2 separate regions of the Homo sapiens genome follow, and region 1 is linked to region 2. Evidence: read pairs that join two places in POLR2A ChIA-PET (ENCODE). Cell type or tissue: endothelial cell of umbilical vein. All regions are shown on one strand. Links, peaks and the distances in the headings refer to the core of each region. The heading gives the core; the rest is flanking DNA.

Region 1 (10,218 bases), core at 790-8,789, 320 kb before region 2:
TGGACTAAGCTCCTGCACTAAGTGCCACCAGACAAGACCAAAACAGAATGGAGTCACTCCTGCTAGATAATCATACTATACTTAGAGATGGGCCAATTTTCAAAAAGAAAAAAACAAAAACAAAAACAAAACAGGAGATTTGCAGCAATTAATCCAAAGGGCCCCAGTCAACCTGAAGCAGCATGAAAGAAGTCCCCTCTACTTTAACTCTGTAAGGAAAGTAACCTTTTTTTTTGAGACGAAGTTTCACTCTTGCTCAGGCTGGGGTGCAGTGGTGTGACTTCGGCTCACTGCAACCTCCACCTTCTGGGTTCAAGCGATTCTCCTGCCTCAGCCTCTTGAGTAGCTGGGATTACTGGCACCCGCCACCACTGCTAATTTTTGTATTTTTAGTAGAGACAAGGTTTCACCGTGTTGACCAGGCTGGTCTTGAACTCCTGACCTCAGGTGATCTGCCCACCCCGGCCTCCTAAAGTGCTGAGATTACAGGTGTGAGCCACCATGCCTGGCCAGGAAAGTAACTTTGAAATGACCAATCTACTGTTGGTTCCTGATTTTTGTTTTCTTCAACCTTTTCTTCCTGGAAAGTCTACCCCCCTGCTCTGATCATCAGAGAGCCTTTCTATTTTGAAGATGGTATACTACTTGACTTATACAAGTCAATTAGATCTTTAAATTCAATTTGTTGAGGCCAGGTGCGGTGGCTTATGCCTGTAATCCTAGCACTTTGGGAAGCCAAGGGAGGCGGATCACTTGAGGTCAGGAGTTCAAGACTAGCCTGACCAACATGGTGAAAACTCGTCTCTACTAAAAACCCCATCTCTACTAAAAATACAAAAATTAGTCGGGCATGGTGGCACATGCTTTGCCACTTATTAGCCCTCAGATCTTAGGAAGTTATTTCTCTGGATCTCATTTTCTACCTCTGTAAAATAAGGAGGGGGATAAAATTTCTTTAAGAGTGTTATGAGTGAGCCATTTATTATTTATTTATTTATTTTTGAGACAGAGTCTTGCTATGTTGCCCAGGCTGGGGTGCAGTGGCACTATCTCAGCTCATTGCACACCTCCTGGGTTCAAGCAATTCTCATGCCTCACCCTCCCAAGTAGCCATTAACCATCCAATAACCAATGTGATTATTACACATTAGATGCCTGTATCAAAATACCTCATATACCCTATAAATACATAAACCTACTATGTCCCCATAAAAATTTTAATTTCAAAAAATAAACTACCTTCTCAACTATCAATAGATAAGGTTGAATTCAATAAGCAAGTTTTGCCCCAGAAGTCTACCTATATGTGTTTGATTTATACTCCAAGATACTTCTTACTGGGCTAGTTTCATGTACTCTGTACAGGGCCAGGGTACAAAGCATATGGGGTTAGAGCTTCTGAAGCTTCAGCAAGTTGAGCCACTGGTGAATGAATGGAAGGAGGCATTCACAGGTATGTGATCCCACATCAAGGGCCTGGCATTGCAGCACAGCCAGTGGCGGTGATTTTGAGGTTTTCTCACATTTTCTGCATTTTATAATTATTCACCTGGTACTGCAGTTTGGCTGGGAGATCAAATGGGTCCTACCATTTGGCATCGTGAGCTTGCTACCTCCCTAGGAAAGATCACTGCCCCAAGCTCACACAGACCCTCCCCCAGCAAGTTGAGAAGCTGCTCACCAAGGGCTCTGTATGGTGAAGAAGGGAAAACCATCTACACTGGACAGTGCAGGGTCCCCAGCACCATGGCATCCTGTTGATCCCTCAGGCCCTGGGGCCACATCTGGGCACGTGCCTATGGGCCCAAAAGGAAGACCAGAGCCCTGTGTCATGAGAATTTGCACAACCAGCCCCATGGAAGTGTCTCACACTGACTTCAGGGCATCTCTCAGTCCCTAGCAAGTCACCATTCACTATTTGATTGCTTGAATTACAAGTTTTCAATGGAATCTTAGAGTTTTAGGGCTGGGAGACGCCTCTGAGATCATCCAATCTCCAAGAAACAGTACAGGGTAGTGTGTGGCAAAATCAAGGCCAGAGGCCATGTCTCCTGATACCCCATCCAACAGGAAGCTGGTGATGGAAAGATGCCTACTCTTGAAGGCTCCTCAGATGGTTTGTTTTATTTGTATGGAAACAAATTTCCCCATTGCACGTTTCAATGTCTTTCTTTTGCTTTCTCTACTTGCTTCCTTATCTGTAAAATGAGACCCTAAAGCCCATAATATGTGTAAAGCACTTGGAATTGTTATTAACACATAGAAAACAGTAAATGAGATGCTGTTGCTATTATTCATATTACTATTATAATCATTGTTAATTTCCAAGGGCTGCCATAACAAAGTAACACAAACTAGGTGGCTTAAAACAACAGAGCTTTTTTGTCTCGCAGTTCTGGAGGCAGGAATTCTGAAATCAAGCTGATAGAAGAGCTATGTCCCCTTCGAAGCTCTACAGGCAATTCTCCCTTGCCCTCGTCCAGCTTCTGGTAGCCCCAAGAGTTCCTTGGCTTGTGGCAGCATAATTTCAATCTCTGCCTCCATCTTCACATGGTCATCTTCCCTCTGTGTCTGTGTCTCTTCTCTTCTTACAAAGACATCAGTTTTATTTAATTAAAGATCCACCCTACTCCAGTATGTTAACTAATGATATCTGCATCCATCCTATTTCCAAATACAATCACATTTACAGGAACCAGGGGTTAGGACTTTAACATATCTTTTGGGATAATCCAATTCAACCCATAGTAATCATTACCATTGTCAAATTAGCACTTGTTGGAATGGACATTTCCATGTAGGGTAAAATGTGTTCACTTCATTCTTGTCATAGCCCTGGATAGAGCTGCCTCAGAGCTTGCCTGTACTCATTTCAGTCAAAAACTGATTTAGATGCTGGGCTTATAGAAGTTTCAGATCTTCTGGATAGAAAAAAAAAGAGGGATTTTAATTTGTGAAGAAACTGCAAAGGCAATACATTAATGCTGCTCTGTTGTTTTTATTAAGGAAGCTATAGAGAAAGTTAGAGTTCATCAGTAGGGCAGTTTCATTAGAACCATTTTTTTCTGACTAGCAATTTCTCAGTATTCTGGGTTTACACATCTAATTCCTCCAGAAGTTTCCCAGGGGGAGAAAAGACAACAAAACTTGAATAAAATTATGACTGTTGCACTTCATGAATATATTATTCTAGTACCAGGACTCTCCAGGACAATTTGTCCTCACAGTTTATTCAGAAGAGGGTAGGATAAGAAAAATGCACACATATTTGTATATGTATATAAATGTTATGTATACATGTATCTATATATAAATAAATACATATACACATAGATATGCAAAGGGTGAGTCCTTATCGTAGCTCCCCAGAACTAAATGTATCATTTGTCATTGATAATATAAGCATAGGTAGAAAATGCTTCCAGTAAATTCCAAGGGAAATGAGTAATTAAGAGAAATACTTTGATGGTGATTTGAAATCCCCATTTTAAAATGTATTTCAAGCTCTTGCCAATTGATTCAAGTATAGGTCATTTCCCCCATTTGCTCTCCATGTCACAAACATCTTTAAATATTGATTATTTCTTTGGCTACTACTAAAATCATGTCATACTACCATATTGAAAAAATTATGGAGATTTTTTTTATTACCCTAATTTGTGAGCTTTGGGCTGTTTATAATTTTTCTATGAGTCATTTTGAAATCCAGGATGCTGCTCAGGAACTCAAATAACAGTGATTTTGTATGCTATTATTCAGCTCCTTCCATACAGAGAACAGACTCTAACGTGCATCTAATGGAGTTAATATAATAAGTGCACTTTTCATGTGAGCAATTCCCCAGTGGGTTGCTGCTTTCTCTTTGAACATGAATCACAGATTACAAAATCTATAAGTAACAAAGCAAAATTTCTTATGCATCTAAAGGAGGAAAGATACCTTGTCACATCTTATTTTATATTCGAAATGCCTTTTCAGTGAAGGTAAGATATTTGTTTCCTAAATTTTTGACTAGTAGAAGGTGCCTCGGTACTTTCTTGGGGTCAAAAATAAGATAAGTGAACTAAAATGGATAACAAAGTGTCCCAAACTGGTAATGATAATGTGAACCAATTTTGAGTTATCATCCAAATGATGTTTTCAAAAGAACACAGAGGAGTTCTCGTCAGAGCATTTTATGTTGATTTTTTTTCTTTTGCATTAATGGTTTGCTCATTCCTGAATCTTGCTTGTTTAAATTGAACAAGCCGCAGTGACAGGCAAGAATGACTCTATTCTCTCTCGTCTTCTAAAAATGGCTTCAGGCAAAATATCATTTTTTCCTCCTGTTTTCCTGATGAAATCAGATAGTCGGATGGCATCTGTTCAGGAAAGAGGGCAGCAGCACGAGGTCTCTGGTGAAACCTAGCCACTCTGATTTGAATCTACATTCACCAGGTATCTTGTAGGGCTCCAGGCAAATGCTACCAGGCTTTGCCCCACTCTCTCCTACTCATCACTTGACCACCATGCCACTTTCACCAAGTTTGAAGTCCCTGGAACACCATTTGTTGATTCATTAACCAACATTTATTACACAACTGCTATGTGTCAGACACTGCTCTAGGTGATGGGGGCCCAAACATACTGTCCCTACCCTCAAGGACAATACTGATTATCTCTTAATCCCCAGGAGCCCCTAGAACACTCGGGCATTAGGCCCCTAACATCCCAGCAAGCCCATTCTGGGTCCCATAGAATTAAAGAATCTGAAGCTAATGCATATTTACTCAGATTTCTATCCCCCGATTTGGATTTGTGGGTTCAAGGGAAAGATTCCAAAGAGGGGTGGGAGTGGAAACTGACATTTCTCTGTACTTCCTGTACATAGTCTGCAGTTGGCCTTATCTGTGGGCACTGTAACTTCTAGGGATGGCTAGTGCCATTTTGAGCCTGAGTTGTTTATTTTGCTCTATAAACTTAAATCTCAGCTGTGTCATCAACAACTAGAGAGAGGAGTAAGGACTCTGACTTCTATTTCTTTGGAATCTGCATATTGTATTATACACCAGTAGGTTCTATAAACATGCTCTTGAGAGGCATATGAATGCATGCTACTGATTTGTCATCAAACTTGTCCTCAGTGTGAATGCACAGATTGGTGTCAGCAGCAACAACTCAGAAGGGAGCTCTCTCTTTTCTTCCTAAATGGCTCTAATAAACACCATCCTGTCAAACCCCAGACTTCTCTTTCACACACTCAGCATATCCTGCTCATGTGTGTGGGAGCTGTAATCACTTCTGGGGTAATTCAAAAATCCTGAATCAACCAAACACTAAACACAGTGATAGGTGCACAGTGCAAACTTAAAAGATATTTGGAGTTGAAACCAAATGTTCTATGAGAAATCTCAGGGGGTCCTTCTGAAATTCGGTCCCTGTGAGCATGACTTGCCTGAGGCCCCCTCTAAAACACGTTCCATCTCTGCTTTCCTCCCTCTTCCTCCCCACATTTCCCTGGAGGGTACAGGCATGCTTGGGTTGGTGCCCAATCCTGAATGACTCAGGGAGTTTACTTTCCTGGTAACATTCCCCAGCTGCCATTTAGAAATAAAAGAAAACAAATACATGGGGCCAGGAGGCCAGGAGCCAGCCAAGAGGTGGTCCTGCATACTGGTTACAGGCTCAGACTCTAGGGTCAGGTAAATCTGGATTCAAATTCAGGCTCTCTCACTTGCCAGTTTTGCACTTGATGGAAATTATGGAATTTCCTTAATGCTCATTTCCTGATCCATGACTAATGATAGTGCCTCTCTTGTGGTTTACTGTGAGGATTAAATAATGGCATTAATGGGAAGTCTTTAGCAGAGAGTCTAAGAGAGAGCACAAGCTCAAACTAAATGTTGCCCAAAAGCATTTTTCTGAGATGCTCTTTTCCTATGCTTCCTGGGGTCTATCCTGGTCTTTATGCCTCTTTGTGGCTGCTAGAATCCCTCTTCTTGAGGATTTCCTCTGCTTGGCTGCCTCTGCCACTTCTCTTTCTCACCCATTGCATCACATCAAAGATGCAGACTCTGATATATACCCTAGCCTAAAGCTCTACTTCCCAGGAATGGGGGCTCCCAACCAATAGTCTCCCTGACCCCAGATCACTCTCCATCAAGCTCCTCCTAGCTTGTTCAAGGCATCTTGTAGCCCGAAACAGTTGACACAATAAAGAATAATTTTGCTTGGTTACAATTTATAAGTGTGTCTTGATTTTATAGGTATCACATGCTATAACCATAAGCTTTATGTTTGTTCTTATTTGAATAATAGCATGATAAAAATAACTCAAGTGAATGCTGCAATAGTTTCTTTTAAAAGTTCTGTGTGTTTTGTAAGTTGAAAAAGATGGGTTTAAAGGATTAAAGTTACAGCATTTCAAAGCTTTTTTATGAAATGTATAACATGCTAATGTTTACTGTGTAGTACATATGTAAATGCCTTACTTGATTGTACATGTTTTGAGCAGAAATGGAATTGTATTTATATATCTCTATAGTGCCTACTACTGAGTTTTGCCTGTCACATGTTCTCAATATATATCCTAATCATGCAGCAAATGGTTACTGAGTATCCGCCTTGTGGGAAGCAATCTACAAGGCTTTGTAAGGAACACAAAGATGAGAATGACACAGGTCTGTCCTGGAAAGACAAGTGATAGGTAACCAGCCAGCTACCATAAGGGGAGGGTGGTTGGTGTGGTCGGAGATAAAAATTAAATGCTGGAGGTTCAGAAAGGGAATATGTGCTTCTGGTTAAAAGACCTCCCTTAAACCTCATGGAAGAGGAGGCATTTGAGCTGAGATTTGAAGGAGATGTAAGATCTGGACATGCCAAGATGGAGCAGGAAGGCTTTGTAGACAGATGTGACAACTTGATCAAAGACCAGAATGCACACAATACAAATAGAATATGGGCAGGAATCTGATTGGTGGTAAGTATGCTAAGTAGGAGAACAAGCCAAGAAAGCAGATTGGACCAAATCCTAAGGAGCTTGGCTGCAGGCTGTGAGGAGTTGTTCATGGAAAGTTTTTGATTAAGTGAGCAACATAGACAAATTATTCTGGTACTTCCCATTTTCAAAGAGTAAAGAACAAATATCCTAATGAAATGTAATCCAGAATCACAAAGTTTTGAAGGATGTGATAAAATTGGAAGAGTAGAGGATTTTCTGGAATCTATTGCAAAGGCCAGAGTGGGAATTTCTCAGGAGCTTCATGGCACTTAGAGCTGAAACCATATGTTAGACCCTTATCTATCCTCATCAGTATGATGTTTGCTGCTTACATCTGTCAAGTCAGGCAACTTATGAGGCACTCAGAGCCTCACAATCCACACTCACTGATGGAACAAGTAGATATTTCTCAAAGATGAGTAAGATTCTGTTTAGTTCTTTCCTTCAAAGAGACTTCTGAATAATAGGAAGAAGACAATCACTCTGATAATATTGTTCCTTGAAAGCCTGTTCCCAAGGCAAATGACCCATGAGAATGGAGCCTGCTGAGTGAGGGGGAAGAAATTGGATGTAGAGATACCATTTAGGAGGCCAATTCAGCCCTCTATGAGAGGCATAGTAAGGAACTTAATGTGAGGGCCACAGGGTGGGGAGAGGGGGTGGAAAGAAGGGAAGATGGGAGTTTAAAGTGTAGACTTAAAACAAACAGGGCTTGTCACATCATTGGATATTAGATGGGGTAGAAAGAGAAGTTCAACATGACCCTCGCATCTTGTGTGTTTAAAGAGATGATGGGGCCATTGCTCCATCAGTAAGAGCATGTTGGGGAATAGGGGGAGTTGATGAGCCTGGAATATTTTGAGTATCACTGTGACTAGATTATAGGTATCTTCATTCAGTGGTTTGCCCAAGGGAAAGGATTGTGTGATGTTCATGTGAGTAGTCCCAGCACCCAGCACAAAGCCTGATACTGAGAAATTTCTCAATAGATATCAAAGAACTGAACTGTTGACTTGAATGGCCCAGCACACAGATATGCCAGTCTGGTGCTAGGGAGAGGAGTGGATCTGCTGAGAGGTGAATGTTGAGGAGAAAGAGCATAGAGCAAAGAGGCAGAGGACAGCACCTTATACTGAGGTAGCCACACGGAATATGGGGAAAGGAAGAAAAACCCATGAAGGAAACTGAGATGGAACTTTAGAAAGGAGAAAAGAACTGAGAAAAATGCAGGGTCCCTGAAACATTGAGAAGAAAAAACTTCAAGAACAGGAGTTAGAGAATACTTTTTAAACAGGAGACTAAAACCACTAGCTGTTAAGGAAAATATGGAACAATTTAATTAATGTTAACATTTTCTGTCCTTCAAAAGTAACCATTAAGATAGTGAAAAGGCAAGCCACAGATTGGAGAAGATATTGACAACACAGGTAACTGACACTGAACATAATGGAGACTATATGAACAACTACTACAAATAAATAAGAAAATGAAAGGCAGTACAAAGGATAAACAGGCAAGAGACTTGAAAAGGTACTTTATAAATAAAGAATATCCAAATGTCCAAAATGTGTGAAAGGATATCAACTAACAATCATTGGAAAGCAAATTTAAAATATTATACAACTACCTTTATGGCCAAAATTAATAAGACTGATTATGCCAAGTTTTGGTGAGGATTTAGAACTATAGAAACTGATATACTGCTGGTGGGAGTGTAAATGAAGACAAACACAACACTCTGGAGAACTGTGTGGCACTGTTTACTAAAGTACTGGATAATGCAATCTATTCCTCAGTAATTCCACTCTTAGGCATATCTCCAGAAGAAATGTGTGCCCACACATCAAAAGACATACACAAGAATGTTTAGAGCAACACTATTCATCCTACCTCCATCTGGAAACAACGCAAATGGCCATCAACAGTAGGATGGATAAATAAATTGTGGTATATTGTGTGAAACACTATAAGAGCAATAAAAATAACTAAACTGCATCTAAATGCAGGAAAACAAATAAATCTCACAAATATAATGTTGGCTGAAAGAAGCCAGATCCAAAATATTATTATAACCAAACAGAATATACTGTTTGGGGCCAGGCACAGTGGCTCATACCTGTAATCCCAGCACTTTGGGAGGCCGAGGCAGGTGGATCACCTGAGCTCAGGAGTTCGAGACCCTCCTGGCCAACAAGGCGAAACCGTGTCTCTACTAAAAATACAAAAAATTAGCCAGGCATGGTGGCGGGCACCTGTAATCCCAGCTACTTGGGAGGCCAAGGCAGGAGAATCACTTGAACTCGGGAGGTGGAGGTTGCTGTGAGCCGAGATCATGCCACTGCACTCCAGCCTGGGTGACAGAGTGAGATTCTGTCTCAAGAAAAAAAAGAATATACTGTTTGGTTCCAATTGATAGACAAAACTAAGTATTTAGGGGTGCACACTAGTGGCAAAAGAGTAAGAAAAGGCAAGCAAGTAAGTGATGTAGAAACAAGGGTAGTGGTTGCCTTGAGGAGGGCAGGATGGGAACTGGAAGGGTCGCAGCTGGGAGACTGGCATTGTTTAATTTCTTGTCCTGGGAAGTGATTACATGGATAACAATCCATCAAGCTGTGTATTCATGTAGCTTGCACATTTGTATACATATTTTATTTTAGAGGAAAAAAAATTTTTAAAGAACAGGATGGTAAAAAAAATTACAGCTATTTCAGTGTGGGGTTTACGTGGATAATAGCAGAGGACAGACTCTTGGCTTTATGGGTTACTTTTAATTTTCCAAAGAAGAGTTTCAGTAAGACAGGACAGAAGCTACATTTTAAGGGGTTAGGGAAGAAATTGGTTTTAAGGAAATGGAGGTCAATAGTAAAGACATGCAAAGGTTTTTTTGACAAAATGAAGGAGAAAGAAGAGGAGGCAACTTGATTGGGTAGAAAGTTTCCACTTTATTTTTAAGGCTATAAGTGTCTTCAATATAAAGACAATCTGGAGAGGTGAAAAATTCAAATGATAGCAAAGATAATTGATGGATAAGGTAAATGACATGTGGCAGTATTGGCTGTCATTGAGGGGTTACTTCCTAAGTGGTAAACATAAAGGAAGAGCTCTCAAGGATGGAAAAAAGGGGGGTCAAAGAGGAAAACTGGGGTTCAGAGGTCCCCCTTCTGCTCAGTGACACAGAAGGTAAGAGGTGCTAAAGCAGCCTTGAGGACCTGAGAAAGGTATACATGCCCTACGTAGAC
Region 2 (10,218 bases), core at 1,353-9,352:
CACCATGGCTGCTATCAAGCTCCCAACGTGACATCAACTGGCTTGCAAACTTCCTGAAAATGTGAATGAGCCAGTACTTAGCTCAAGAGTACCACTGGGTGTTTATATTTAAATAAGGAACAAAACCTTGAAGTCAAAAGAATGATTCTACACCAGAATTATTGGCCAGTGAGGCTCCAGAATTATTTTGAAGGGCAAAGAACCACTCCCAGTGTCTTCCACAAAAACAGGCGCCAGTCACCATGTCTATGCACAAAGCCCGTCTGTGCTTCCGCAGGAGGCAGACTCCAGAGTCTGTGCACTCAGGGTGTGAGTCTGGGACCATCAGCTTCAGCGTCCCCCGAGAGCTGGTCAGAAATGCCAAACCTCAGGCCCTATCACACACTTGCTGAATCGGAATCTGCATTTTAACAAGATCCCCAAGTGATCCGTATCAACACTACAGTTTGAAAAGCATAGCTATAGAATTCAACATAAGAGAAATAGAGATATAACCATTTTTATTCAAGAAAGCCCCCAACTGTGACGATCAGGTGATCTTTTGTATTTGTATTTTTATATTTGGAAGCAATTCTTACCTTCCACAATCCTCTAGAAACGGCTTAACATTTCCACATTTTCCATTTCAACAATGGGGCATGGAGCAGTGACAAGTTCCTCCGTCTCCACTCCCTCCCCCAGCCATGGAGCCACAAAGCCAGAGCTCTAAGATTCTGCATGAGGTAGAGAAATATAGATTCCTCAAGAGCTGCTATTCAAGCCATAAGCAGCATGTGCCAATGTTCCACCCACAATCCTGGTTCAGTCTCCATTAAGCTGCACATCTGGCTGTCACACACTCTTTTGTGGGGACATCTCAATGGTAGCACTGATGCCGCCTCTCTTCGAGGCCAGCCCCACACTGGCCTCCCTGTCCTCTCAGCATGTGATGTCATGAGCATGAATGTCCTGCCAAACATTTAAGATGTTGCAGTTCACATTGTGTACATTGTATAGAGAAACACTGACACGCAGATTTCTTTTTAATTTAAAAAAAAAAAAAAAAAACAGGGCAAGATACAACTAAACCTTGTTCTATTGTTAACCCAAACCACCAATTCAGCACAAATATGTAACTTGTATTCTTTAAGCACACAATCTTCTCTTTTTTATTACTGTCATTGTAACTAACATCCTTAGATTCAGAGATTGCCTTGAAACATTCTTTTCTCTCTAATTTGGTTTCTATCAAATTCTTGGAAAACATGAGCCAGACTGTTTCATTTTCAAATCAAAAATCCCCTGCATGTGGTCTCTTCAGAACAGGCTAAAGAGAGAGAGTAAAGCATGGTGCGATTCTCAAAATCATCTCATCTCCAGTGACCATCAAACAAGAGACCAGGGAGGACATGAGCCGCACTTACAGAAAGGCATGAGAAAGAAGTCCTTTTATTTGCTGTTTCTCAAAGTGTAGTGTGGGGACCACCTTATAAGAATCACTGAGGATACACAACAACAATGCACATTCTTGGCTCCCACCCTAATGAAGAGAGTGAATCTCCAGTTTACTTTATTACCTAGCCATGATTCTTTTTTTTTTTCCTTTTTCTTTTTCTTTTTTTTTTTTTTTTTTGAAGAGACGGAGTCTTGCTCTGTCGCCCAGGCTGGAGTACGCTGGCGTGATCTCGGCTCACTGCAACCTCCGCCTCCCAGGTTCAAGCAATTCTTCTGCCTCAGCCTCCCGAGTAGCTGGGACTACAGGTGCAAGCTGCCACACCCAGCTAATTTCTTCTGTACTTTAGTATAGACGGGGTTTCACCGTGTTGCCCAGGCTGGTCTCGAACTCCTGAGCTCAGGCAACCTGCCCCACTTGGCCTCCCAAAGTGCTAGGATTACAGGTGTGGGCCACTGCGCCCGGCCCTAGCCATGATTCTTAAATTGGACAACTCGGGCTTTAGAGTCACATAGTCTTAAATCCCTTTTTGTTTATATAGTGGCTATATGATCTTGACAACTTAAACTCTCCACATACTATTTTCCTCATCTATAAAATGGGGACCATGGGGAGGATTAAATGTATGACGTTCCTAACACATACAGGTCTCAACAGCGTAAATTCCCTTTGCCATGTTACTTACGCAGAGTACTTTAAGCCTGCCATTTTACACGTGATTGGAGGTCATTGTCTTCACCTAGGTGAAGATTTATTAAAATTCTTCAATAAATTGTAATTGCCAAGTTCTCAGGGGACTCTAATGACAGCAGATAAGATAATCAAGACTGATCCTCTCGATGGTTACTGAGACAGAACCTGTTGTTCCACAGTTGTGCTGTCCAATCCAAAAGCCTCCAGCCACATGTGGCTACTGAACACTTGAAATGTGGCTGGTGTAAATGGAAATGTGCTGCAAGTGTAAAATACACGCTCTTCCAAAGACAATACAAAAACAAGGGCGTGAAATATCTCATCAATTGATTACATATTGAAATGATAATATTTTGGATGTACTGGATCAAATAAAATAAATTAATTTCACTTGTTTATTTTTAGCTTTTGAAATGTGGCTACTGGAAAATTTTAAACAGCTCACATCGTATTCCTAGTGGACAGTACTGTTCTAGAGGCACATCAACCTCTCCTCCATCAAACTGATACTAAACCTAACACTAGAGTTATGACCTCCAAATTGGGATTCCCTCATTAGTCAGGGAATGGTCAGCTAGGAGCGATTTGGGAGTCTCTCTTCTTACACGGAAGGGAAAAGTGGAGCTCATGCAGCAGCCCCCTTATGAGAGAAAACAAGCAGCAGCTCAGGGAAGGAGCGGGCGAGTCAATACATCCATAAGAGAGGAGACCCACTTAATGACACTTCTGACACAAGCTGGTGGTTGTGAGGAAAGGGATCATGGGGTCTGAAGCCTCCTCGTCCACTCCCTCAAACGCTTTTTGCTCCCTTCTGGTTCATAATCGTTATACCTTGACAACTTTTAATGAGGTAGGGAGAGTCCTCCAATGTAGTCACATGACTTTTATCCTTACAAAAGCTATATTATAATAGCTAAGCAAATATTTTAGTTAACATAAAAATTGTCTTCTATGGCCAGGCACGGTGGCTCACGCCTATAATTCCAACACTTCGGAAGGCTGATGCAGGAGGATCACTTGAAGCCAGGAGTTCCAGACCACCCCGGCCAACATGGCAAAACCCTGTCTCCACTAAAAATACAAAAATTAGCCAGGTGTGGTGGCACATACCTGTAGTCCCAGCTACTTGGGAGGCTGAGGCACAAGAATCGCTTGAACCCAAGGGGCGGAGGTTGCAGAGAGCCGAGATCGCACCACTGCTCTCCAGCCTGGGCAACAGACCGAGACTTCTTCTCAAAAAAACAAACAAAAAAAAGATTATCTTTTATGTATAAGTAATTTAGAAATGCTCTCCAACAGGTTATAATCAAAACTACACAAATTTCTGCAAAATGGCTAGCCCAAATTGGTATTTCCAAAGAGGAAATGTTTGCCAATTACTATACTATCAGCTAATGAAATTAGTATTTTATTTGAAAGAAGTCTGCCAAAATAGATTGCAATGTGTTTTCTTAGACCAGGCCCGTAACTTGATGAAGTTTCTGGAACAGAAAAACAAATAAAAATCAACTCAATGTGTCTTTGTCCAAAATGTCCAAACAGCTACATATGTATGTTTGAACGAAATGTATTTAGATATTATTACTTAAAGATCCAATAAAATAGGTTTCGTTAATTCTCTTTTTATACCTAGCCAATCAATTCCTTTACTAAGTGTTAGAAGTAGATGAAGGACATTAACTGCATAATGCTGAGAACTTTGTTTCTGATTGCTGCCCATTGATCGATGATTAAAGATGCCATAAAGTCACCCCACTTAAGAAACCTAGAGAGCACTGAGGTTATGCTTTCATGACCACAAATTACCACTGCAATACCGTGAATAAAATATAACTTTTTAATTATTCAAGGCAATGCAGAATTACTTGTTCTTGAATCACTGATCAGATTCCCTATAAATTACCAGTAGAGATTAATGAGATTTTTTTAAATCAATAATGATACCTCTGGATACAACAGAAGATTGAAGGCCAGTTTTGCAGACAGTCTGTTATTTTATTGCACAGATTTCACTTCAAGAATAAAATGCACCATCAGTATTTGGAGAGTTTGGGGTCTCAGATACTGATATACCATCAGTGTTTACACCCGTAAAGCCAAATTCAACAGTACAATTTATGTTAAACAACATCACTTCAAGATGGCTAACAATACAAATAGAGAGAAAAGTGGGGGAAAGCTTTAAAAATGTGTTAGTTTGAAGCATATGAAAATGTACGATTAAAAACTACATCATACAAACCTGAAATCAAAAATGTTTTGTGGAACATCAGTTAGAGTTATACTCACTTGCACTGTTATTTATTGCATAAAGTCTATGTGGTTCATTTCCTTCATATTGATGAATTGAGGATTTCAGGAAAACCATGGTTATAAAAATGATCAATCTTGAAAAAGTATGTACAGATAAATGTAAAATCACAAACTAAAAAATATCCCTACCCCTGGCCCTCAACTTACAAAAGGGAAAGTTTCCCATGGAAAGTTCGTTCCACTATTGCCCTCCCTCCCCCATCCCATGTCCCCAATGCTATCTTTTTCTGTCTCGTACAAGTAAATGACCTTGAAGGGAAGAAACAAAAGCCATCTTTATGAGGCTCCCATTGTCATCTGTATCAGTTTGAAAAGCATCTTGGCCGGTGTGGTGGCTCACTCCTATAATCCCAACACTTTGGGAGGCCGAGGCGGGAGGATACTTTGAGTCCAGGAGTTCGAGACCAACCTGGGCAACATAGGGAGCCCTCATCTCTATAAAAAACTTAAAAATTAGCTGGGTGTAGTAGTGAACGCCTGTAGTCCCAGCTACTTGGGAGGCTGAGGCAGGAGGATCACTTGAGCCGGGGAGGTTGAGGCTACATGAGCCGAGATCACACCACCGCACTCCAGCCTGAGCAACAGAGTGAGGCCCTATTTAAAAAAAAAAAAAAAAAAAAAAAAAAAAAAGTATCTTGTATTTCTCTTCCCCACCCCCACCTAACTCAGTGATGTTTGCAAAACATTTGAAATTTAAAGAAACAAAATATATATAATATATTTTTAATAAACAGCAAAAGAATGCCCAAGAAAAGAGCTAATAGGGGCAACACCAAGGGAAAAAAATGTCTGGGCATTATCTGAGCTAGAGATTTCTTTTAAGGCAACCAAAAGATGGGGGAAATGGGGAGAAGTTAAGACTACAAAATGCCAGACAGGATGCTTTTCTAGACCTTTGGCTTTAGAGCCTGGCAGAGGAATGGGCTTCCCCACACTGTGACGAGCAAACCTAGGGCCCTGGGCCCAGCATCTACAGCACCTCTGTGGGCAGCCGGGCAGCCCTCTTATACGTGGGCACTCTTCGCATGAGTCGGGGAGCTAGAGCCCGCAGTGTAGTAGAAACGGTTTTCACCAAAGGCCTGGGCATCTCCAGCGCAGCAGAGGATGACACAGCCACCCACGAGGCACAGCACAGCACCAATCCAGCCTGCATACAGGGAGTAGCCAAAGCTCACGATGGTGGTCTCACGGTGGGCGCACACAGGGAACCAGATGGTGGCAACAAGGGCGCAGAGAGCTGGAGAGACATGGAGAGGCGGTGACTGGGCGCAACCATCACACACCAAGCACTTGGGCAGGCCCACTCACTCCACATACACACACTTGTGGCTTCCAACCAGCTCCAAAAAGCTCCATACACACAGTTCTGCTCCCTCAACACTGAACCAATATGTAGCAGTTGGCATCTGTAGAAGAAGTAGACTGCTGGGTCCTTATTTTTTTCAGCAGGTAACAGAGACAAAACAATTCCAGTGTAAAAACCTAGAAATAAACCATTTAAGTCCAAAAAATATTTATTTGTATTTACTTGTATATCAACACTTCATATCTACAGTTATAATTCTAAAATTAGTATTCTTACTTAATTGTATTATAATTACCCCTTTACATGTCTATGCATCATTCTAAGCTCTGAGTTCTTTGAAGGTAGGGTCCATGTCTTACCTATGTCTACCTTGGTACAAGGCAAATAGTATGTGCTCAATGTAGACCAGTTGAATGGCTGAATGATCTGAGCTATTCAAATATGAGAAACAAGATGGCAGCCACCTCAATTTTCCACTCTATTTTCTCAGTTTGGTCAATTCACATTACAAAGATCTGGAGAAGGTATGAAATTTCTCTTGCTGTGGTGAATGTTGCTAGATGAAAACGGAGTACCAGATAAAGGTTCAAGTTTTTATTACACTGTTCACAATCACAAAATCCCAACACACAAATGAACAGTCCTTGGAGTAGAAAAACTCACCCATTCAAGGGTCAAAATGGTAGAACTTTACTTATGGTCTTGCACCAATCAATCTAATCTTCATTTTGGTTTTGATTTTATAGAGTAAAATAAGAAATAGCTTATATATCATGTAGTTTTTCACCTCTTTATAAGCAAAGTAACAAAACATGGGCAGGCAAGAGGCTATAAAGACTTTTTTTTACTTTTTTCAAATCTCTAGACCAGCACTGTCAAATGGAGTGGCCACAAGTTATGTGGGACCATTGATCATTTGCCATGAGGCTAGTGAGATGAAGAACTGAATTTTGAATTTTCATTAATTTTAATTTAAATGGCCACATGTAGCTAGTGGCTACTGTACCGAACAACACAGCTCTAAACAAAGTAACTCCAAACCTCTTTAAGTTGAGATGGCACATTAAAGTTGGCAGACAGAAAAATAATAATAACAATAATAATAACAATGAGGTTTCCATCAACAAATTCAAGACAGATACTGCACTGCCAGTCTGATGTTTGCCACCAGGGGTACCGTTATCACTTTCAACTCAGCAAGCTTTTTTCTGATTTCTACTCATAGTAAGTGATTTTCTAACTTACTCTCTATGCCCACAGAGAAGAAATATAACTTAACATAAGCAATCAAATCTAACAGCCTTGTATATTAGTTCTAAATGGAAAAAAGATTGGTCTTACCCATTTTGAAAGACCTTTTAAACAATCTCATCGCATTTGTGTTGCTTGTAACATAGATTTTTATTGACAATAGATTAAGCCCACCCCCACAAGCTGGGTATAGATATATGTAGGAAGATATGATTTCTATCCTTAAAAAGAATAGATCTCAAGAGGAAATCAGAAGGAAGAGAGTTAATTTGAAAAGCTATGAATTGCCCAGATTGGCTTTCTAACAGCCCAAATTCACTCCATTAATTATTTATAGATTATCTAAGAAGCTAAAATTGGCCAGGCATGGTGGCTCACACCTTTAATCCCAGCACTTTGGGAGGCCAAGGTGGGCGAATCACCTGAGGTCAGGAGTTCAAGATCAGCCTGGCCAACATGGCAAAACCCCATCTCTACAAAAAAATACAAAAATTAGCCAGGCATGGATGGTGGGTGACTGTAATCCCAGCTACTCAGGAGGCTGAGGCAGGGAGAATTGCTTGAACCCAGAAGGCAGAGGTTGCATGCAGTGAGCGGAGATCTTGCCACTGCACTCCAGCCTGGGCAACAAAGCAAGATTCTGTGTCAAAAAAAAAAAAAGAGAAAAAGAAGAAGCTAAAATCTATCCATATGCTAATGCTTCCTTTTTCTTAAAAAGTAAGCACAGTCATGCCAGCTTCTGTAATATTTTCATATGAGATACCATGAGAAGATGTATTTTCCTTCTGTGACTAGAATGTTCAAGAAAAGCAGTGTGTACGTGAAACCTCCCTTTCTAGCTCAGGACTTTGGAAACCTCAGATGCAGGGGAAAGTCTTTTTCTTTCTCTTCTCTGGCGTGAACTCCAAATCAGGCACTCTTGGAGAATTGCTTGGCTATTATCAGAGTCTCTACTTTCAGCAAGACACAGAGAAAAACCTTTTTCTCTGTCAGCAAAAGGGACTAAAATCCTCTTCTGGAGTGTTTCAGCCAGAGAGAACTACTGTAGATTTTCCGTAGCAATACACAATCTACTTACACAGCCCTAAACCTCAAAAGTGGGCATTCGTTCTGCTGTGGGCAAAAAACAGCAACCTAGCAAAGGCTTCCAAACACCCAGGCTTGTTTAGAGGAAAAAGAAGGGGAGTGAAAAGCTGAATTCTGTAGAGAAAAAAGTTCTAATTCCCAAACAACTGATATGGTTCAATCTAACCGATCTTTCCTATAAACAATTAACTGGTTTCAAAACAACTCAGGGTTCAAATCAAGTTTTATATTTTTCAACTATACTTTGTATTTACACATACAGCACATGTGCACACACATGCAGGAAAGCATTCCCCACATCTATTGTTAACCTAACTTTCACACTGAGATTTTATAGAATAAGACAAGAAACTGCCTCTAAATTCATTTCATTGTTCCCTTAAGCAAATCATAAAACAAGATTATCTTCACACAGGGAAATAACAGACTCAATATCCCAAAAGTAACCATCAGTCTTGGTTTTGAGTATTTTAGGGATTTTGTTAGGTTTTATTCCAATATAAATCATTAGAAAAAGGGAAAAATCAGAAAAAGGTCTAAATATTTCATACAATGAACCTCCATAGGAATGGATGAGTGAACGGGGGAACGAATGGATGGATAGATGAGAAGTAGTCTCATTTCAATTCTACATTTTACTTCATACATACCAAAACTGACACCCAAAGTCATAAAATCTTATTGTGACTTTAACACACTTAAAGTCGCAAGCTCATCACTGACCTCATTAAAGATTTCCTTCTCTTACAATTCACACAAAACAAGGCAAATGAGTGCCAGCAGGCTCTTTACTTCCTAGGAGACAAATGAACCCTGGGTGGAATTCCTGTGGCTCTCAAAGATGAACCACATCAAAACCACTAAAAAATGACAGACTGCCACACAACATGAAAGGAAATGAGAGGCTCACTGAAAACAGTGACCTTCAATTGAACCCAAAATGAGAAATGTTTAAAAACTAAAAAAGGAGAATTTACTCAATTTCAGCAATGGTTTCAAGAGAGAAAGAGATATGTTTTGACCAGTAAAGTTAAAAATTCAAGACAAATCATTACTTAACTTTTAAAAATGTGAAATAGTAATATAACTGGCCAAAAATAATTGCCTTTCTTAAAGACACAGAAGGCCTGATAGTTTTAATTTTATTCGCAAACCCAAAAAGATGAGTTTGGAATGGTTCTCTCTGTTATTTGGGAAAAATAAAGAAAGTGTTTTTCTAGAAAGTCAGTTACCTGTAAGGTCAAGAAAATTGAAGACAGACAAAGGGAATTTTTGTTCTTTTTCTTTTTATATCATCAGAGTTTATTTTTAAATTAAGTCTCTAAAAACAAGACAGAGTAATTTTAGCACTCAGATTTTTCAGTTTTTCTCCTTTTTTACCTTCAGAAGATGCAACAGCTAACTACACAAGGTGGTGGGGGGTACCATTTGTTGTTGGAAAACAGAAAGTAAAACTGAGGTATATTCTTAGCTAAAAATGAGAAGGAGGAGAAGGGGGAAGAGAAGGGAGAGAAAGGGAAGGGAAAAGAAAGCTTCACTATGTAAAGACAGATATATCTAAACCTGGTCCTCTCATAAGCAGAATTCCTTGCTCTTCAAAGAATAAAATTGTTTGCCCCTTTTGAGAACAAGTTTCAAATAATGCAACACAATACATTCTTTAATTGATAAGATATGCCTTGTTAAAAACTAAGAATGATGGTGATGTGACCAAACAGAAAATATTTGAGAAGTCCATTTTAAAGCAATGAAATGTAAGTGTGGCTTTTAATCTCTTTAAAGATGAGATGACACATGGTAACACATGGAGTTAAATAAACATGAAGTTAAATAAAATCAATACAGGTATGTTTGACGTTGGAGGTAACAACTGAGAGAAAGAGAGACAGACAGACAGACAAAGAGGCAGAGAAAGACAAGATCAGTAGACACTGACATTTCTTCCTCCTTCCAATAAATCTTTTTTTTTTTTTTTTTGATAGGATATCTGTCACCCAGGCTGGAGGGCAGTGGTGCAATCTCGACTCACTGCAGACTCATTCTCCCGAGCATCAATCCTCAGCCTCCCAAGTAGCTGGAATCACAGGTGCACACCACCAGGCTGGCCTAACTTTTGTATTTTTAGTAGGGATGGGGT

Evidence for each region. Peaks named below come from ENCODE experiments on the same cell type or tissue, not always from the same donor. Only the 100,000 strongest peaks of a DNase experiment are listed, where the experiment ranks them.
Region 1: POLR2A ChIA-PET joins it to region 2 with 10 read pairs; 2 of 35 experiments call an interaction of 5 or more read pairs at or near these places.

The regions. Positions count from the first base shown.
Region 1 is chr3:170,747,092-170,757,309 of GRCh38, reverse strand. SLC7A14-AS1 (SLC7A14 antisense RNA 1) reads right to left here. Exons shown (of 6, transcript NR_135556.1): 6 at 2,105-2,921. Among named protein-coding and RNA genes, the nearest start is that of RPL22L1, 120 kb to the left of the region's middle. In endothelial cell of umbilical vein, for the core only: no CTCF peak of the experiment used is centred there; DNase peaks (open chromatin) are centred at 3,479 and 5,609; H3K27ac peaks cover 5,721 bases.
Region 2 is chr3:170,427,981-170,438,198 of GRCh38, reverse strand. It overlaps CLDN11 (claudin 11), which reads right to left. Exons shown (of 3, transcript NM_005602.6): 3 at 3,508-5,675. The coding sequence ends at 5,443. Among named protein-coding and RNA genes, the nearest start is that of MIR6828, 10 kb to the right of the region's middle. In endothelial cell of umbilical vein, for the core only: no CTCF peak of the experiment used is centred there; no DNase peak of the experiment used is centred there; H3K27ac peaks cover 258 bases.